Linked DNA regions of Homo sapiens: region 1 is linked to region 2. Evidence: chromatin loops called from intact Hi-C (ENCODE). Cell type or tissue: heart right ventricle. All regions are shown on one strand. Links, peaks and the distances in the headings refer to the core of each region. The heading gives the core; the rest is flanking DNA.

Region 1 (9,965 bases), core at 3,654-7,653, 220 kb after region 2:
TGGTCTTCTGGGTTTCTGACCTGGCCGTCTCCCTACCTGTTCCTTTATGACTACAGAGACTGCGTGAGGCTTCCAGCTTTAATGGGACTCTCTGGAATAGCCCCCACCTGTTTTTAGATCTGCCAGACATTTCTGAGCCTTTGCCCACCCCTCCCTAGATGAAGCAGTGGTGGGCTCGATGGGGTAGTGGGAACCAACATGGGACAGAGACAGGCCTTCTGGGTTTAGGGTCAGCTCTTCCATGGACTCATCCAGCAAAAGAAAGCCTGGCCACAGAGCTTGGCATCAGCAAGAACTGCACGGGGACGACCCTTAGGGAACACATGAGGGGAGAGAACCTAGGAGGTAGAGGTTGCAGTGAGCCGAGATCGCACCACTGCCTCCAGCCTGGGCAACAGAGTGAGACTCTGTCTCAAAAAAAAAAAAGAAAAGAAAAAGGGCACCAATCTCATTCATGAGAGTTCCACCTTCATGACCTGATCACCTCCCTAATCAAACTCTGGTTTGTTGATTGTCTTTTTTCCCCACTAGAATAAAAGCTCCTGAAATGCCGGTGCCCAGGCCCCTTATCTGTATAGTATATCCGATGCATTGGAAATAACAAATATGTATTAGGTGAAGACATGTTTGAGAGGCAGAAATAGAACCTGAGGAGAGGGCCGAGGGGATTGTGGAACTTTGAGACAGATACCAAGAGGGACTGAGGAGGGGAAAGAGTGGGGAGGCATTGACACCGGGAGAAGAACACGCTCTTACTTGGGGAAACAGACAATGAAGCAAAGATATTTGGGAACATTGTTCTCAGCCTAACCCCAATCCATAGTAAATAATGACCTGGATCCGGGCTTTGGGGTGAGGTAGACCCGAATGTGAATCTATGTCCTTCACTTTGTAACTGCGTGACTTGAAAGAAGTTATTTCACCCCCTTAAGCTTCCTTGCCTGTAAGAGGGTGGTGACAATCTCAATATTATAGTTACTATGAGGATTAAATATGATAGCCACAGTGTGGCAAAGACATGACAAGCAGCAGGTAAAGGGGGAGATGGATGAGATCATGATCACACTTTAAATATTACCATCATTATTAGAAACCTCAGTTTGTCACAGTTGTTCAGGTCCTGGCAGAAAAGTTGGTTCTAAGGGACTAAAGATTGGAGAGATTGGGGCTGGAGGGCATAGAAACAGCAGTGCGTTGTGTCACCATTCTGTCTCGCTTGTGGAGGTTCCACAGAACAACATCCAGCTGTGTTATCTGTAAAGCTCAACTTATTTTTCATGTGCACAGCACCTTCTGAGAACCTTGAGTATTTTTTCTCTATTCTTTTTTTTTTTTTTTTTGAGACAGATTCTCACTCTGGAGTGCAATGGTGCGATCTCAGCTCACTGCAACCTCCACCCCCTGGGTTCAAGCGATTCTTCTGTGTCAGCCTCACAAGTAGCTGGGACTACAGGCGTTCACTACCACGCCTGGCTAATATTTTTGTATTTTTAGTAGAGATGGGGTTTCACCATGTCAGTCAGGCTGGTCTTGAATTCCTGACCTCGATGATCTGCCCGCCTTGGCCTCCCAAAGTGCTGGGATTACAGGCATGAGCCACCGCTCCTGGCCTCTCTGTTCTTACCCTAAACTCTTGGCTGAGCTTAGGAGAGGGACTGTGGCAGGTCACGGGGCAGGGGAGGGGTTCCTTTCTTGGAAAACTGAGACACAGAGGCAAAAACCAAGCCAGTGAGAGAATCCTGAGAAGTGGTCCTCTCTTCATGCCCAGCCAAACCTCCCTCCTTCCGCCCACTTCCTTCAGCAGGTCTCATGTCTACATGCTAGAAATTATTCTTGCGTTTTGCTCTCCAATTCTCAGAGGAGTTGTACAAATGGCCCTCTCATGAAGCGCAGAGTCCCCCACATTTGCAGAAGGTAAAACAGGTGCAGGAGGCATAATTCAAAATTCCAGATCAGAGCCCAGGAGAGGGCAGGCCCCCACAGCAGAAGTCTAGTACAAAGTTCAGTGCAATTAGGCGTCATGGAGAATGCATGCCTTTTTAAGAAATGGCTCTGGTCGGCCAGGCGCGGTGGCTCACGCCTGTAAGCCCAGCACTTTGGGAGGCCGAGGTGGGCGGATCACGAGGTCAGGAGATCGAGACCATGCTGGCTAAGATGGTGAAACCCCGTCTGTACTAAAAAATACAAAGAAGAAAATTAGCCGGGCGTGGTAGCGGGCGGCTGTAATCCCAGCTACTCGGGAGGCTGAGGCAGGAGAATGGCGTGAACCCGGGAGGCGGAGCTTGCAGTGAGCTGAGATCACGCCACTGCACCATCCTGGGCAACAGAGCAAGACTCCGCCTCAAAAAAAAAAAAAAGAAAAAGAAAAAGAAATGTTTCTGGTCAATTTGGTTAGCAAGCATTATAATGGATGAGAAATGGAGAGCATTTTGCACTGGTGAATATCTTAATCCTCCCTATTGAACGAGGAAGCAAATCTGGGCAGTGCCACTTAACAGAATTACTGAGAGAAAACTCTGGAAGTCATCAAAAAGGCCATTGAAACAAGATAGGTGTGCCCATTTCCTTTTGTTTAGAAGCATGGAAATGCATGGAATCGATTTCCTGGTAATCGTCCGAATAAAGTGGGCATTCTGACCAGGAGACTGCTGATTACGTACCTCTTGCTGGGTAAGGAAAAACAATTCAAGTAGGCTTTTGCTGTTTCTTAGCCATAGATTTTATGTACCAGACGCTTCTAACGCCTTTGAAAGAAAATATCTTTATAGATTTATCTTCAGACGTCTTTGCAGAACCCTCTCTGTTGCAAACCCTCCACACACACCTTTTTTTTTTTTTTTTTTAATTTTTTCCCTGGGCTCTATTTTTCCCCCTCTCCCTGGCTCAGCATCTCTGAGGTAGCCTTGCACAGTTGCCTGGCGCCCTGGGGTAGTAGGGGCTCTGAAGACGAGTGATGCAGACAGCATCACCCCAGGTAGACTTTTGTTTCCAACATTCACATATTTTTCTATTCCCTTTTTTAGTGTTATTTTTTTCTCCCTGACTCCAAGGTCCCATCAGGGTACCTGTCTACACATGTCTGGCCTCTAAGTGTAAGAGGCCAAGCTGATTGAACATACGGCACGTCCGTTCCTCCATCAGGAAAATGGGGAGAATGACAGCTAGTGCTCAAGGTTATTGAGAGAATTCTGGGAAGCTCCTGGCACACTGCAGCACATCTGTAATTATAGTTGTTGTAGCTCTTGTGTTTACTGTTTATTTTACCGTTCCTTGTAACTTAGCAGCCTCTAAGTTTGTGTAAGTCCTCTCTGGCTGGTCACTGCCTTAGGAGATCAGCAGAGCTTTTTTATACCTTTGTGGAGAGAGAAGTGTAGGACTTTGGGGCTGGAAGGGGATCTTCAAATCATTTAATATACTCACCACCTGGCTTTGAAACGAGGAGTCCAAGGCTTATAGTGGGATACAACTTCATATCACATGTTCAGTTGGAAGCAGGGAAAGATGAGAACCAGCAAGGTAAGTGTTTTGATGCCTGTTTTATAGGTAAAGGAACTGAGTGAGTCAACGTTGAAAGCAGGGATTTGATCCACAGCTGGTTGATCAAGTGTCACTGGAGGCAGAGCCCCACAACAGGCCCGGCGGATGATGCATGGATGGCCCAGGTCCCGCGGCTCACCCTCCCTGTCTCTTCCAGGCTCCAGATGCTGGAGGCCATCTGCAAGCACTGGGAGGGGCCCATCAGCCTGGCCCTCTACCTGTCAGACGCCGAGGCCCAGCAGTTCCTCCGCTACGCACAGGGCTCTGAGGTGCTTATGAGCCGCCACAACGTGGGCTACCACATCGTGTACAAGGAGGGCCAGTTCTACCCCGTGAACCTGCTGCGCAACGTGGCCATGAAGCACATCAGCACTCCCTACATGTTCCTGTCTGACATTGACTTCCTGCCCATGTATGGGCTCTATGAGTACCTCAGGTAAGGACCTGCAGGGGCCTGGCCATCAGGCCAGAAGGCACATAGGGCCATGCAGTGCCAGGACCAAAAGGCCCTTAGGGTCATCATCTAGTCCAACAGGTTTCTTTTCCAGATGGGGCAGCAGAGACCCAGAAAGGGGAAGGGACCTGCCCACAGCCACCCAGCAATAGAGTTCTCAGTGAACAGACTGAAACCTGAGTTTGCAGAAGGAAATGTTGATGGCAGAGCTTGGTCCAGCGAACATCTCTTTTTGTCTGCCAGTCTATTGCTTTTTCTGTAGCATCTATGAAAACATACCCTCCTCAGGCAGGCACGCGATGGCTCTCGCCTGTAATCCTAGCACTTTGGGAGGCTGAGGCAGGTGGATCACGAGGTCAGGAGTTCGAGACCATCCTGGCCAACATGGTGAAACCCCCCCCCTACTAAAAATACCAAAAAAATTAGCTGGGCTTGGTGGCATGTGCCCGTAATCCCAGCTACTTGGGAAGCTGAGGCAGGAGAATCTCTTGAACCAGGGAGTCGGAGGTTGCAGTGAGCCGAGATTGCTCCACTGCACTCCAGCCTGGTGACAGAGCAAGACTCCTTCTCAAAAAATAATAATAATAAATAGAAGAAAACATACCCTCCTTCTTCTGGTTTTGGACCAGACAACCTTCATATAACCCAAGAAAGATTATTGCCCAGTCTTTTAAACAAATCTAAGTGATGATGATGCCTAGTGCTTATGGAAGTGTTTGCTGCGCGCCAGGCACTGTTCTGAGTGCTTGAGAGGTAGGATCTCATTTCCTCCCCCAAAGTCCCTGCCGTGGGTAGTATTATCACCTTCCTTTTCTAAATGGGGAACTGTGGGACCGAGACCAGGAGCCGTTGGCCCGGGGTTACTCATCTAGGAAAGGGAAACTGGGGTGGAAACAGCCAGTCTGGCTGCAGAGCCAAGTGCATAAGCACCATGACAACTGCTTCTGTGAATCTCCAGTGTCCCTTTCCAGCTCCCCCCACATCATGGGACGGGGTGTCAGCAGCTGGAGAAAGCACTCGGCTAATGGAAGGCTTAGATGGCTGTGTGAAGAGTGCATTTATTACAGAATAGTACACAATTCGGATTGATAGGAGCCATGGAAGTCATATGGCCCAAAGGTCCCATTTCACACATGAGAAAACTAAAGTCACACAGTATCATGGTCCAATGACATTTTAAAAAAATCCTTTATTTACTGCCATTGGTCAGCATGAATTATGCCAATACCTAGTGAGTGCCTGCCTAGATCCAGGTACCATGAGAGGTGATTTGCATATATCATCCCATTGGTTCTACACATCGAACCCCAGAGGCAGGTATAGCTACCTGCATTCTACAGGAAGGAAGAGTGGGGCCCAGAGAAGCAAAATAACAGTCCAAGTCCAGAGAGCTCACGCCAGGGTGTGAACCAGCGTCTGCAGCCCCAGGTCTGCCCGTCACCCTGCTACACGTTGTTGGGCTGCGCTGGGGTTTCTGTTTGTCGCAAACCAGGCAAGGTCTGATTTCTTTCTCTCTCGTTCTCTTGCTCTCCCTCCCTCCTTCTGACTCCGTCTCTCTGTCTCTTAGTATCTTTCTCTTACTGCCTCTGTCTCTTTCTCTCTGAAAAGAGCTTCTAGGAGTCTTTAAACTTTCTGTCGGGAAGCCAAAGCGTAGGTTTAGCCTGCATACCCTCCGTGCCCTGCGCTGTCTGGAGCAAGGTCAGGCAGCCTGTGTTCTCTCTCCAGCTTCTGAGTCCGTGTCCTTCCAGGGACATCTCCGGGTTTCCTAGTGTTAATCCCTCCCCTGGGGCGGGAGGAGTCCCTACCAGACTCTGTTAAAAACAGTAGGGTCAGCGACCCCTAGGCAGCATGACCCTGAATCGGGAATGGGAGGTGCTGTGGTACCCAGCACCATGAGCCTCAACCCCTGACCCACCAGGCTGCAGAAATGGAGCACTCCCTCCAGCCCCAGCGCCTGTGCCAGTGCCTGCTGGGTCTTAGAATCCAGTGTGTGGAGCCAGGGTGCCCCCATGTGGCCAGACGGGGCTTGCAGCCTCTGATGCCTGCAGATTCTGAAACTTGGGCAGCTTCCGGGATGACAGGCTCCCAAGGGAACAGATAGATGATGGGAGTGAGTGCCACCCTAGACTAAGAAAAGAGGCTTCAGGATTGGACCCCTGCCCACCCTCCACCCCTCTGGGACTCTTCTTCGCTCCAGCCAATTGAAAGTGAGCTGGCCCCGTATGAGTCTGTGGTCTCTACTCCCTGTGCAAGGACTATTTAATTATTTGACCTCATGGGCATCATGTTTTAAAAAGCAATACGTATGAACAGTTTTTTTTTCTTTGTCTTTCTATGTTTTATTAATTAAAGGCATCGTTCACTGCTAATCCAGACCCTACTTGAAGTGAGGTAGCTAGTGTGCCCTTCTACTTAGCACTTGCTTAATGCAGAGTCACTTGAGGTGGTAGTTGGCCTTAGCTACCTTATCACAGGAAGGTATGTGGTTCCCCTCAGGGGTTTTGAAATATTGCAAATTGCTTTTAAAACTTTATTACTTTCTTCCCAGACTTTTCCCAAGAATGCTGAGTACAATTCAATAGAGAGACCAGAGCCCTGGTCTCAGGGAGCCAGTCGTCTCTCCACACAATCGTGCCATTATTGCTTTATGGACGCAGGGAAGGTTACTAGGTATTCATATTTTTCAAGAGGAGTTGGGAATCTGGATTTTCATATAAAATGTTTTTTTAATGTTGGCAACTAATTTTTAAAAATTGTTTTTAGATGATGATTTGGAGCAAAAAAATCATTTCAAATGCTGTTGAGGCCGACAAAATATGCCTTCAGGCTGCCTTGACTCCTCACACCCCCACCCCAAACTACCAGAGTGTAACCTCTGACCTAGACAATTCCTAGGCACCAAAGTATTTATGAGAATCAATGAGGAATGTCATTCTCTCGGAAGCCCCAAATAAGCAGACACTGTTCTTTTCATATGACATAATCATATCAACTTACCCTTGGCTTCAGGGACATTTTTTCTGGTGAGTAGATGGATTCATTTCTGACCCAGACGTTACCAGTGGATGCCCCTTGTGCACACCATAGCATCACTGGTGGGAGTTGAGGTTAAGGGTGCTGTTTGCTGTGGCAGCTGAGGACTCCAATGAAGCCCCCAGACCCTTCTAGAAACTGACTTTCTCAGCACTGATCTCCCATAAAATTCTGTACCCAAGCTCTGTCAAGATATTAATATTGGCCAGGTGCAGTGGCTAACACCTGTCACCCAGCATTTTAGGAGGCTGAGGTGGGAGAATTGCTTGAACCCAGGAATTCGAGACCAGCCTGAGCAATATAGTGAGACCCCATCTCTACAAAAAATTTCAAAAATTGGCCAGGCGCGGTGGCTCACGCGTGTAATCCCAGCACTTTGGGAGGCCGAGGCCGGTGAATCACGAGGTCAGAAGATCGAGACCATCCTGGCCAACATGGTGAAACCCCATCTCTACTGAAATACCATAAATTAGCTGGGCATGGTGGTGCATGCCTGTAGTCCCAGCTACTAGGGAGGCTGAGGCAGGGGAATCGCTTGAACCCCGGAAGGCAGAGGTTGCAGTGAGCTGACATCGCACCACTGCACTCCAGCCTGGCAACAGAGTGAGACTCCATCTCCAAAAAAAAGAAAAAAAATTGCTGAGCATTGTGGAACATGCCTGTTGTTTCAGCGACTTGGGAGGTTGAGACAGGATGATCTCCTGAGCCCAGGCAGCTGAAGCTAGAGTGAGCCATGATTGTGCCACTGCACTCCATCCTGAACAGCAGGGCAACACCCTATCTCAAAAAAACACATTTGTTAATTACTTAAGAATGATGACAGTTACAAGTTACTGAGCCCTTACCATGTGCCAGAAACCCTGCCAGCTGCACTCAGTCTGTCATTACCTCTGTTCTTCACACTGCTCTTTAAGGTAACTACCATTACAGGTGACCAAACTGAGGCCCCAGAGAAGTTAAATGTTAGCATTAGAGGAGGAGGAAAGCAGCCTTCCTCCATGCCAGCCTGCTCACTCTGTCGAAGGGGCCAGGTTACTCCCAAACCCCCAGGGTACCAGAGCAGGCCGACTGGCAGCCCTCGGCTTGTACCCCCAAACACTGATTTATATCACCTTTTTTGGGGTTCTATTTGGTTACCAAAAAAAGTTCAGCATGTTAGCTCTTTGAGCAGTTGCTTAGCAACCAGCTAATATTACAGCCAAAACAAACAGATCAATTGGAAAATAATGGAATAAGCTGTACGCATGGACAATAGCTGCAGAGTTTTACTAAAATCTCCTTCCAGCCCCTTCATCTACTTTTTCTGAAGAATGAGCTCCTGGATGTACAGCTTTCACTTTTGATCTCAGAAATGTCAGGCGAAAGTCAGCGGGGCATGGCAGAGGTTGCGCAGACTTGCCTTTGAAGCCAGGTTCCACAACACTAATCAAGTGTGTGAGTTGGGGCTGCTTGCTTCATCTCCTCATTCTTTCACTTCCTCAGTTAATATAGGAGCTAATGATAGCCTCCTGTGGGGCTATGGCGGGTGCCCAGCAGGAGTTCATTTTCTGCCCCTTGGCCTATTCAGTATTGGACTTCTGTGCTAGGCCCCTGCCCCAACCCAACCCCCGCCATTGCAAACTCTGCCACCTTCTGTGCAGCCTGGGTAGCTTCATGTGACCATCTCAATTTTTTTGCTTTCTGAAAATGAGAAACTATATATTGATACTACTCATTCTTTCAAAAACTGTGTAGTGAGCATGTACTATGTGTCAGGCAGTATGCTACATTGTAGGTGATGTTGCTGTCCCTGGGGGTCATTCAGACCTGCGTTTCAGTGCAGAGGACTCTCCCTCCCCTTTCCCTTCCCTCTTTTCCCCTCCCCTCCACTCCTTTCCTTCCCTTCCTTTCTTTCTCTCTCTCTTTCTTTCTTTTTCTCTCTTTTCTCATTTTCTCTCTTTAATTCATTTCTTTCCATACTGCTTCCTCTCTCTCTCTCACTCTGTTGCTCAGGCTGGAGTGGAATGGTGCAATCATGGCTCACCGCAACCTCAACCTCCCCAGGCTCAAGCGATGCTCCCACTTTAGTCTCCCCAGTAGCTGGGATTATAGGCATGCGCCACCATGCTGGGCCAATTTTTTTTTTACCATTTGTAAAGACAGGGTTTCGCTATGTTGCCCAGGCTGGTCTTGAACTCCTAGTCTCAAGTGATCCGCCCACCCAGGCCTCCCAAAGTGCTGGGATTACAGGCAAGAGCCACTGCTTCCCGCGTCTCTCTCTCTCTCTTTCCTTTTTTCTTTCTTTCCATCTTTCCTTTTTCTTTTCTTTTTTCTTTTCTTTCTTCTTTCTTTCCTTTACTTCTCTTTAGACACAGGGTCTTGCTCTGTCACCCAGGCTGGAGTGCAGTGGTGCAATCATAGCTTACTGCAGCCTCAAACTCCTGGGCTCAAGCAATCTTCCTGCCTCAGCCTCCCAAGTAGCTGGGACTACAGTTGTACACCACCTTGCCCAGCTAATTTTTTAATTTCCTTTTAGAAAAATAAACATAACCCAGACCCTATTGTCCAGGCTAGTCTCAAACTCCTGGGCTCAAGCAGTGCTCCTGCCTCAGCCTCCCACAACCCTAGGATTACAGGCGTGAGCCACCATGGCTGACTGATGCTGAGTACTCTTTATTTAGAATTTATTTGACCTTGGGAAAGGCACTTAACTTCTCTAACTTGTTTTATCTGTGAAGTGGGAATCATACTGCTTTTTCCTCTTCCCCAGTTCTTAAGGAACTGAGAAGATAAGAGCTAACAGTATTTGCAGAGCACCCAGGAATGCCCGAAACATTCTTTGTTCCATGCCTCTGCGTGGCCAGGCACTGTTTCAGGTGCTGGGGCTAGAACAGTGAACAGGGGAGACAAAGTTCTGGCCCTCAGGTTTACAGCCTGGTGGTCATTGCAGCTGTATGTGCCA
Region 2 (9,965 bases), core at 2,189-6,188:
TAGAAAAAAAAAAAAGAAATGATATGATGGACAATGCAGATAATGGCATAGCATTAAGCAGGTGTAACCTCTACTGGGCTCCTGACAAATGGTGACATTTAAAACAGGGCAACCACACTGCATCTAATGTGGTGGCCTTCATTAAGATTTTCCAAGAGGAAAATGTTTGCGATTCATGTCACAGACAATAGGCTAATCTCAAAATTAGATACAAAGAACCCCTAGAAATTAGTATTTTAAAAGACAAGTAACCATGGGTACAGAGTATCAACACACAGTTCACAGAGGAGGAAATGCAGGTTGTTGGTTTTTAACCACAGAAAGAGAAGCAACTTCTGCCTCGCAAAAATAAAAAGAAAGGAATGCAAATAAAAACAATAGTGAGGGCTGGGCAGGGTGTCTCACGCCTTTGGGAGGTCAAGGAGCACTTTGGGAGGTCAAGGTGGGCGGATCACCTGAAGTCAGGAGTTCGAGACCAGCCTGACCAACATGGTGAAACCCCGTCTCTACTAAAAATACAAAATTATCTGGGTGTGCTGGCACACACCTGTAGTCCCAGCTACTCGGGAGGCTGAGGCAGGAGAATTGCTTGAACCCAGGAGGCAGAGGTTGCAGTGAGCCGAGATCGCGCCATTGAACTCCAGTCTGGGCAACAAGAGTGAAACTCCATTTCAAAAACAAAACAAAACAAAACAAACAAAAACAGTCACCCAAGCTGAAGTACAGTGATGCAGTCTTGGCTCACCGCAGCCTCTACCTCCCGGGCTCAAGCCATCCTCCCACCTCAGACTCCCAAGTAACTGAGACTACAGGTGTGTGTCACCATGCCTGGCTAATTTTTGTTTCTTTTTTTTTTTTCTTTTTTTTAGATAGAGTCTTGCTGTTGACCAGGCTGGAGTGAAGTGGTGCAATCTCGGCCCACTGCAACCTCCACCTCTTGGGTTCAAGCGATTCTCTTGCCTCAGCCTCCCAAGTAGCTAGGATTGCAGGTGCATGCCACCACGCCCAGCTAATTTTTGTATTTTTAGTACAGATGGGGTTTCACCATGTTGGCCAGGCTGGTCTTGAGCTCCTGACCTCATGATCCACCCACCTTGGCCTCCCAAAGTGCTGGGATTATAGGCATCAGCCACCGCACCTGGCCTTTTTTGTATTTTTTTTAGAGACAAAGTCTCCCTATGTTGCCCAGGCTGCTTTGGAACTCCTGAGCTTAAGCAATCCACCCGCCTCCACCTCCACCTCCCACAGTGCTGGGATTACAGGCATGCACCAGAGATACCATTTATTAACTCTCAGATTACTGAAAATCTGTAAGTTTGGTAACACATTCTGTTGGTGATGCTGGTGGGAGTGCAAATGAGCACATCCCCTGTGAACTGCCTTTCAGCAACGTCTACAAAATGCCTGTGACAGAGGTGGCTAACTCTTCACCAAAAATTTGTCTTGCTCTTCCTCAGTAATACAGTTACAGCTGGCAAGTAGCTCAGCAGCTAAGGGCTTGATATAGTTTGGATGTTTATCACCTCCAAATCTCATGTTGAAATGTGATCCTCAGTGTTTCAGGTAGGGCCTGATGGGAGGTGTTTGGGTCAAGGGAGCGGATCCCTCATGAATGGCTTAGTGCCATCCCCGTGGTAATGAGTGACTTCTTGCTCCGAGTTCACATGAGAGCTAGTTGTTTAAAGAAGCTGGCACCTGCCCTTTCTCTCTCCCGCTCCTGTTCTTGCCATGTGACTTGCCTGTTCTCCCTTTGCCTTCTGCCGTGATTGGAAGCTTCCTGAGGCCCTCACCAGAAATAGATGCAGGCGCTATGCTTTGTATATAGTCTGCAAAGCTATGAGCCAAAATAAACCTCTTTTCTTTATAAATTACCCATTCTCAGGTATTCCTTTATAGCAGTGTGAATGGACTAACACAGAGCTACACCTCTCAGCTTCCCTTGCAGACATTGCTAGTACTCTGCATTAGAATGTGAGTAGAAAAAACGTGGTGTATGTATATGTGTTTGCAAAAAATGGCCACAAGTTTTTCCCCTGCCTACATCGGTTACTTTCACCAAGACTGTGTAGCTCCTCCCATTAAGAGGAGGCATCTATGTCCACTTCCTGAATCTGGGCCGGTCTTGTCGTTTGTTTTGACCAATGTAATGGTATGAGCATGACACAAGCAGAGACCTGAAAAGTACTTGAGCACTGGGGCTCCCCCTGCCACTCTGGGAGCCTGTCTGCCCTGTTGTGAACAAACCCGGGCTAGCCTGTTGGAGGATGAGAGCCCATGTGGAGAGAGGCCCCATCATCTGAGCTATCCTATGCTAGCAGGTAAGGCCACCCTATAGTAGCCAGCCCAGCTGATCCAACAGCTGTACTTATGGCTGCAGAGGCATGAGCACCGTAGCCCAAACCAGAACAGCCCAGCTGTGTCAGGCCAGCTTGCCTACTTGCATTTTAAGCCACTACATGTGAGGATTACTTGTTACACAGCAATGCTGACTGATACAGTGTGCTACTTCTTGGAGAAACTTTTTAAGAACCACGTATTTCTTCACTGTGTTCTCTTTTTACTGTCCTATAGTCATTCCTGAAATAACCCATAGTTCCCAGCCAGTGGGACATCTCATTTTGCAACCAGGCAACAGTGCCAAAATACACTCATCCAGGCTCCTCTTTGGCAAGCGCTGGGGACTGAAAATCAGTGCCCTGGCCTCAAGGAGCTCACCTGCCAGCAAAGACAGACACATGTAAACAACACAATCAAATTACTACTTATTTTTATTACTAATAGATACATTGATTTCAGGTGCTGATCAGTGCAATGAAAATACAGCTGGAAGCTTGTTATGCCTTAAGGAAGTGAGCTTTTGGGAATCAGTTCACGGAGCCACTCCACGCTTTCTTTTTACATTGAAGGAAGAGAGGCCCACACAGAAGTCCCAAAACAGCAGCTCGTGTTTTGCACGGAATCCCATGAATTTCTGTCAGATCATGTCTCATAGAGCATTACTAAAACCAGGACAGAAAGACGCAGAACACTTCCGGGAGTCAGGCAGAGCAGACTGGGATTAGGATTCAGATGTGAACAGAAAGCAGCTGCAAGCTGATGTGGCTCAGCTCAATGCCCAGGTGGGCAGTGGGGGCAGGTGTTGGTGGGGAAGTGAGTTAGAGATGGCCCAGCTCAGCACTGCTGTGTTCTGCAGAGAGTTCAGAGTCCCCTCCCGTGCTTGTCAGAGAGCAGAAGCTTGCTGTCTCCCTGCGGGATTGTGGGATTTGGAGAACAGCCACCCCCATGAATCTCAGGTACAGGATGGTTTAAGAAGCACTGAGGCCAGACACAGTGGCTCTTGCCTGTAATCCTAGCGCTTTGGGAGGCTGAGGTGCAAGGATTGATTTAGCCCAGGGTTTCAAAACCAGCCTGGGCAACATAGTGAGACCCCCCATCAGTACAGAAAATAAAAAATTAGCCAGGCATGGTGGCACACGTCTGTAGTCCCCATTTCAGGAGGCTGAGCGATACAAAAAGTAGAAAATTAGCCAGGCGTGGCAGCACAGGCCTGTAGCCCCAGCTGCTTGGGAGGCTGAAGAGGGAGGATTGCTTGAGCTCAGGAGATCCAGGCTGCAGTGAGCTCTGATCACACCACCGCACTCCAGCCTGGGTGACAGAGTGAGACCCTGACTCCAAAAAAAAAAAAAAAAAAAAAAAGAGAAAAACCACTGAAACAGATAGACGAACAGTCTCTTAGCCTCTCAGCAAGAGGAAGCCAGGGAGTACAAACTTCTTAATCCTAAGGAAAAGAAAATGCTACTTAAACTAAATATCAAGAAGAGACAAATTCCCCTGTGCTTAAGAACACGACTTGGAAATGTTCTCTTTTTACCCAGCGTCATAAACAGAATGTGGGCTGGTGATGTGGCCATGTAGATCAGCCTCTCAAAGAATGAATTGTTTTCTTTCTCTTTTTTTTCCTTGTTTTTCACTTCTAAAATACTATGTTTCCTCTTTTGGTTAAATGACAGACTTGCTTTTAAGAAGAGCAGTCAAGGATGTAAAAATAGTGATTTCAAAGAAAGCTGGGAGAGAATCATCATTTACGTGTTTTTGTTTTTTCAATTTGGGAATAAACTCCCAGTGTGGGTGGGGAGTGTCTGGAGCCTGAGAGGGAACCTGGGTGTCTTCGGGAGCCAGTGCAGGGGCTGGTACTTTATTTTATGGGGACCTGTGGCCTGAGATGCGTTTTAGAGGTAACAGTGCCCCCTTCTGGTGCAAATGAATAAAGAGTTGAGGTTTCTGTAAGTATAATTTAGATATCCCCGTGGCAGAGTGGAGCTTTTAAACTCATTGTCTCTGGGGCAGAAATTATGCCTTGGCTGTTCCTCCCTCCAACCCCAGGGAGCCCCCCTGGGTCTCCTTTGAGGCATGCTCCTCTCTGAGGCATATGTGACCACACACACACACACACACACACGCGCGCGCACGCACGCAGCTCAGGGACCTGCAGAATTGCCAGAGATCATTGCAGTGAGTCAGGATTCCTCTGTCTTGACTTGGATCTTCATTCTTCAGCTTGAGCATATCCATGAGATTTTTTTTTAATCTGCAGAAAGCCAGAGTGCTCTGTGGAATCAAGCTGCCTGTGAAAGTGTTTCTTTTCTTTTCTTTTGCCTAAAACAAATTCCAACTAGCTGTCTTGTTTTAGGTAAGTTCCAACTAGCTGACTTCCATCTGGTCAGCTAGTTGTACAGTCATATGTGTACACATCCAGGGGCAGAAACATCTAGGATGTTGGTCCCTGGATGTGCGGGTCCCTGGATATATGTACACATGACCGTCTCTTTTGATGTATGTCAGGATGTGATCAGAATTAACACTTAAACCCCCACGGTCAGTACCACACCCCTTTCTCTGCCCCACTCCAGTCCCCTCAGGGGGTGCAGTTACACTTCCACTCCTGTCCTAGTGAATTCTCCTTGGCCTGGTGACCTGGGAGGGCCTCATTGGAGAACAAGAATATTGGACACTATCATGATCAACACTAGGGGAGAAGGGCCCAGACTCCAGAGCCAGTCAGCCTGGGTTCAAATCCTGTGCCTGAGGCCGGGCGCGGTGGGTCGTGCCTGTGATCCCAACCTTTTGGGAGGCCGAGGCCAGCGCAACACCTGAGGTCAGGAGTTCGAGATCAGCCTGGCCAACATGGTGAAACTCCATCTCTGCTAAAAATACAAAAATTAGCCAGGCATGGTGGCATGTGCCTTTATTCAGGAGGCTGAGGCATGAGAATTGCCTGAACCTGGGAGGCGGAGGTTGCAGTGAGCTGAGATGGTGTCACTGCACTCCAGCCTAGGCGACAGAGTGAGAGTGTCTCAAAACAAAAACAAATCCTGTGTCTGCCATTTGCTGGCGTGTGACCTTGGGCTGTTGATTTAACCTGTTTGGGATTCAATTTTCTCACATAGGGATGATGATCACAATATGTAATTCCTGGGATTTGTGTGACACACAGATGAGTTCCTCTATGCCACGTATTTAGAGCAGCGCTCAGCATAAAGGACTTCATGCACATTAACCATTATTCTAGCTTCTTGGCTTAAGGTATGAAGTTGCCAGATCTTCTCAGCTGTATGATTTCCTCAAGTCAAATCCTGGTTCCCATTGCCTTGAGAAGAGAGGGTGCCTCAGATCCCAGAAAAATCTGTAGGAGTTGGAGTGATCTAACGACAGCAAGGAGAGTGAATTTGGGGCATCACCCAGTTCTCCTTATAATCTTCAGGCCAGTCCTGCTCACTGCTGTCTGACTTTGTAGCCTGATTTTTCCAGATGAAGCTGCTCTTGTTGACCCAGGTCTCCCCCTTCTTCTTTAAGGTATATTGTATCTGTGGGATACAGACATAGTGCAGGACTGAGGCCATGCATTCTCCTTCCTAAGAGCTTCTTACTCCGGGTCTGTGGGTAGATTCCAGGGATTCTCAGACTCTCTCAGAAGTTGTATACAAAATTCTCTGGGCGGCCCGGCACAGTGGCTCACGCCTGTAATCCCAGCACTGTGGGAGGCTGAGGCAGGCGGATCACAAGTCAGGAGTTCGAGACCATCCTGGCCCATATGGTGAAACCCCATCTCTACTAAAAATACAAAATTAGCCGGGCGGGTGCTAATATTTGCTAATATTGGTGGCAGGTGCCTGTATTCCCAGCTATTCGGGAGGCTGAGGCAGGAGAATCGCGCTTGAACCCAGTGAGCCAAGATTGCACCACTGCACTCCAGCCTGGGCAACAGAGCGAGACTGTCTCAAAAAAAGAATTCTTTGTGCATTATATGTATGTTTTTGTAGCTCTACTCCACCGAGTTCAGCCCTTTTTATTGGACAACTTTCCTAGAGGTTAGAGTGCGTCTTTAGTACTTGTTGGGTGATGATGGGACAGAGAGGGGTGTGGAGGGGTTGAGGGATATAAGTTTGTAGCCACTTTCCAATTTTTCATCCTATCGTAGCTTCTCTTAGTAATCCAGAGTTAGCTTTCTAGTGGCTCAGGTGTATAGCTCTGGAATCATCAGTTAATACGTATTCACAGTTAAGGGGAATTTGTAGGGAAAAAAATGCCACATGCTGCTTCCCAGAGCTGAGGATTTTCATCAGCTCTTCTGAATTATTCACACTCCTCGTCCCTTTTTTAATGTAGATAACAAAGAGTTGGTAGCAATATAAGAGTGCGTGTTTGCCTTTTAAGGCTATAGTCAACATATAAAAAGAAAATGATGTGTTCCCTTGAGTACTTACTACTGTCTAGTAAACAGGGGACAGAGGTGCTTAAATAGGAGGAAGTGGGCTGGGCATGGTGGCTCACGCCTGTAATCACAGCACTTTGGGAGGCCGAGGTGGGCGCATCACAAGGTCAAGAGATCGAGACCATCCTGGCCAACATGGTGAGACCCCATCTCTACTAAAAATAAATTAGCCAGGCGTGGTGGCGCCTGCTTGTAGTCCCAGCTACTTGGGAGGCTGAGGCAGGAGAATCGCTTGAACCCGGAAGGCGGAAGTTTGCAGTGAGCGGAGATGGCACCACTGCACTCCAGCCTGATGGCAGAAGGAGACTGTCTCAAAAATAATAATAATAATAATAATAGGAGGAAGTTGGGGAGGCTTCCACCCCATCATCTTGGTCTGTCCTCAGTGGTCTGATGGGATGCAGGACCAGCTGTATAATTTGTGAGGCCTGGTGCAAAATGAAAGGTGGGGCTTCCTTTTTTTAAAGAAATGTGTTAGGAGTTTCAAAATGGTGATAGCAAGCCATTAAACCAAGCACAGGGTCTTCGTCAGCACAAGGCCCTTTAGATCCTGTGTCCCTAAAGCTGGCCCTGGTGAGACATAGGGATGTGGGCCTCTCCCCACATCCTCACACTATTTCAGCCCGCTGGATGTCTTGCCTGCCTTCGTCACACCAGGCACACATCTGCCTTGCCTGCTTTGTGCTTACTGTTTCCCCGCCTTTAAGCCTCTCTCCCCAGATAGCCCTAGCCCTCGCTCCTTCATTTCCTGCAGGTTTCTGCCCAGAGCTCACCTTAGCAGAGGGGCCTCCGCCATCAGTCTTCTCTCAAACAGCATCCCTCACACCCTCCCTGCATCCTCTGCAACAAACTCTCAGCTTTCACTATGGATTTATCTGTCTATCATTGATTGCTCTTCTCACGCTGGTGAAGCGCAGGCTCTTAGAGGGCCTGGACACGGTGGCGTTGCTCACTCCCGGACTCTGTGAAGCTGGCAAGGTGCCAGGCTGGTGCTGTGTGTGTGGAATACACAGGTGGGAGTGTTCTTTGCTAACTGGGGAAGGCAAGCCAAAGGGTGAGAGGCCAAGGGGAGGGTGAGGGGTGACTCTGGACTCGTCACCTCTCATCCTGATCTTGTCAGGCAGGAGCACCTTCTTCCTGCCAGTGTTCATCATTCTGGAAGCCTTTTGTAAGATCCAGGGCGCTGACCAGGGAACTTTCCATGCACCACCTTTTGGGCAGATTAAGTCCGGGGACTACTGCCTCCCCTGCCTGGGTTCTTCAGTGTATAAAATGAGGGGGTTTCTGGGGTAGCTTTTCTGGCTGTTTTCTCGTTGAATGTGTTGTTGATGAGTCCAGAGTTCTTGTTTAGCTCCAGTGTTCTGGGAAAGATCGTCCTGGCTGTCTATTTTCTGCTCCCTGTGAAAATGAGTTCATTCATTCAACAAACACATACCAAGTGCCAATCATGTGTCAGGTACGCTAACAGGCCCTCAGAATACAGCAGCAACAAACAGCAAGCAGACCCTCCGGAGTTTACCTTTTCATGGATGTGATGTCTGCAGGGATGAACAGTTTGTCATGGATAGATTTGCTGCTCTCTTTCTAGGTCTCTGTGCATCAATTTGCACTGGAAAAGCCACTTGCAATGCTGTAAAAGAAGGAGTATTTGGAGCGAAAGTCTAGGGACCTTCATTAAAATCTAGGTTTCTGGGCCTCAGCACCAACAAGTGTGGCTTTGGGGTCAAGAGCTTGCGGTCTGGAATCACATCATGCAGCATTCATTCTTTTTTGTTGTTTTTTATTTTTTATTTTTTTTTTTTTTAGCTACACCTGCTGAAATGGGAGGGGTTCATTCTTGGCTCTACTGTTTTCTGAGAACTTGAACAAATAAACTGCTCGATATCAATTTGTTTTTATTTTCAATAGCAAAATAAAGATAGGAACATTACGTGCCTGCGAGGAGATCCTTTACCTAAAGCGCTTAGCACAGTGCCTGGTTCATGCTGTTCACACAGTGCTGTGTGTTCATGTTATTGACAGCCTCAGTGACAGCCTCAGTGAGCTTAGGTCACTATCTTTGGGCCTTGGCTGTCCCCTTCTATCAAATGAAGTGATTGTTTCACCCCTTTATAGGTCCGTGTTTCTGACTCACTTTAATAGGACTGAAACTCGTGATTGTCTCTCCTCCACGTGTAGACTAGCCGACTAAAAGAAGGCTATATGATATATATATACACGTAGTTGTCCCTTCATATCCGTAGGGGCCTGGTTCCAGGAACCCCGTGGATACCAAAATGTAGCAATGCTCAAGTTCCTTATATTAAATGGGGTTGTATTTACATACAATCTATGCACATCTCCTGCATACTTTAAATCATCTCTAAATTACTTATAATACCTAGCACCATGTAAATAGTTATTATACTGTATGAATTTTTAAATTTTGTGTTACTTTCGTTTATTTTTATTTTCATTGTTTTTTCTTAGAATATTTTTGATCCACATTTGGATGAAGTCGCAAATGTAGAACCTGGAGATACAGAGGGCTGGCAGTATACACCTGTGATACATATGTGTGTGCATATGTCTATGAATATATATATACACACATATGCAGGCATAACTGTGCATCATCGTGTGTGTGTGTGTGTGTGTGTGGACACACATAGACTAGCCGACTGAAAGAAAGCTATGTGAGATGTATACACACACAGTCATCCCTCAGTATCCACAGGGGACTGGTTCACATAAACATATATGCAGTCTGTGACACTTAATGATGGGGATATGTTCTGGGAAATGCATCATTAGGTGATTGCATCATTGTGCAAACATCACTGAGTGTACTTATACAAACATAGATTCTATAGCTTCCCACACATCTAGGCTATATGGTATAGCCTGTTGCTTCTAGGCTACAGCCTGGGCAGCATGTCACTATACTGAATACTGTAGGCAGTTGTAACAAAATGGTAAGTATTTGTGTATCTCAACATAGAAAAGGGACAGTAAAAATGCAACGTCATAATCTTATGGGACCACAACACTATACTGTCTGTTGTTGACCAAAACATCATTATGTGGCACATGACTCGTGTGTGTGTGTGTGTGTGTGTGTGTGTGTGTGTACATCAGCTCTTAAGTCTCTAGAGCTTTCTGTATCTGGCATTGCAGTCTCTCAGCCAGCATTCCAATCCCTGAGAGATGCTGC

The links. Peaks named below come from ENCODE experiments on the same cell type or tissue, not always from the same donor. Only the 100,000 strongest peaks of a DNase experiment are listed, where the experiment ranks them.
Region 1: a loop joins it to region 2, with 4 times the contacts of the local background. A loop is called at or near these places in 43 of 110 quality-filtered maps.

Annotation. Positions count from the first base shown.
Region 1 is chr22:33,298,237-33,308,201 of GRCh38, reverse strand. LARGE1 (LARGE xylosyl- and glucuronyltransferase 1) reads left to right here. Exons shown (of 15, transcript NM_133642.5): 12 at 3,695-3,973. Among named protein-coding and RNA genes, the nearest start is that of MIR4764, 130 kb to the left of the region's middle. RefSeq lists enhancers at 7,940-8,309, 8,320-8,369. In heart right ventricle, for the core only: a CTCF peak has its summit at 5,998 (motif pointing left); a DNase peak (open chromatin) is centred at 6,001; H3K4me3 peaks cover 628 bases; H3K27ac peaks cover 873 bases.
Region 2 is chr22:33,513,730-33,523,694 of GRCh38, reverse strand. All of the region lies in intron 6 of LARGE1 (LARGE xylosyl- and glucuronyltransferase 1), which reads left to right. Among named protein-coding and RNA genes, the nearest start is that of MIR4764, 82 kb to the right of the region's middle. In heart right ventricle, for the core only: a CTCF peak has its summit at 4,250 (motif pointing left); DNase peaks (open chromatin) are centred at 4,255 and 4,420.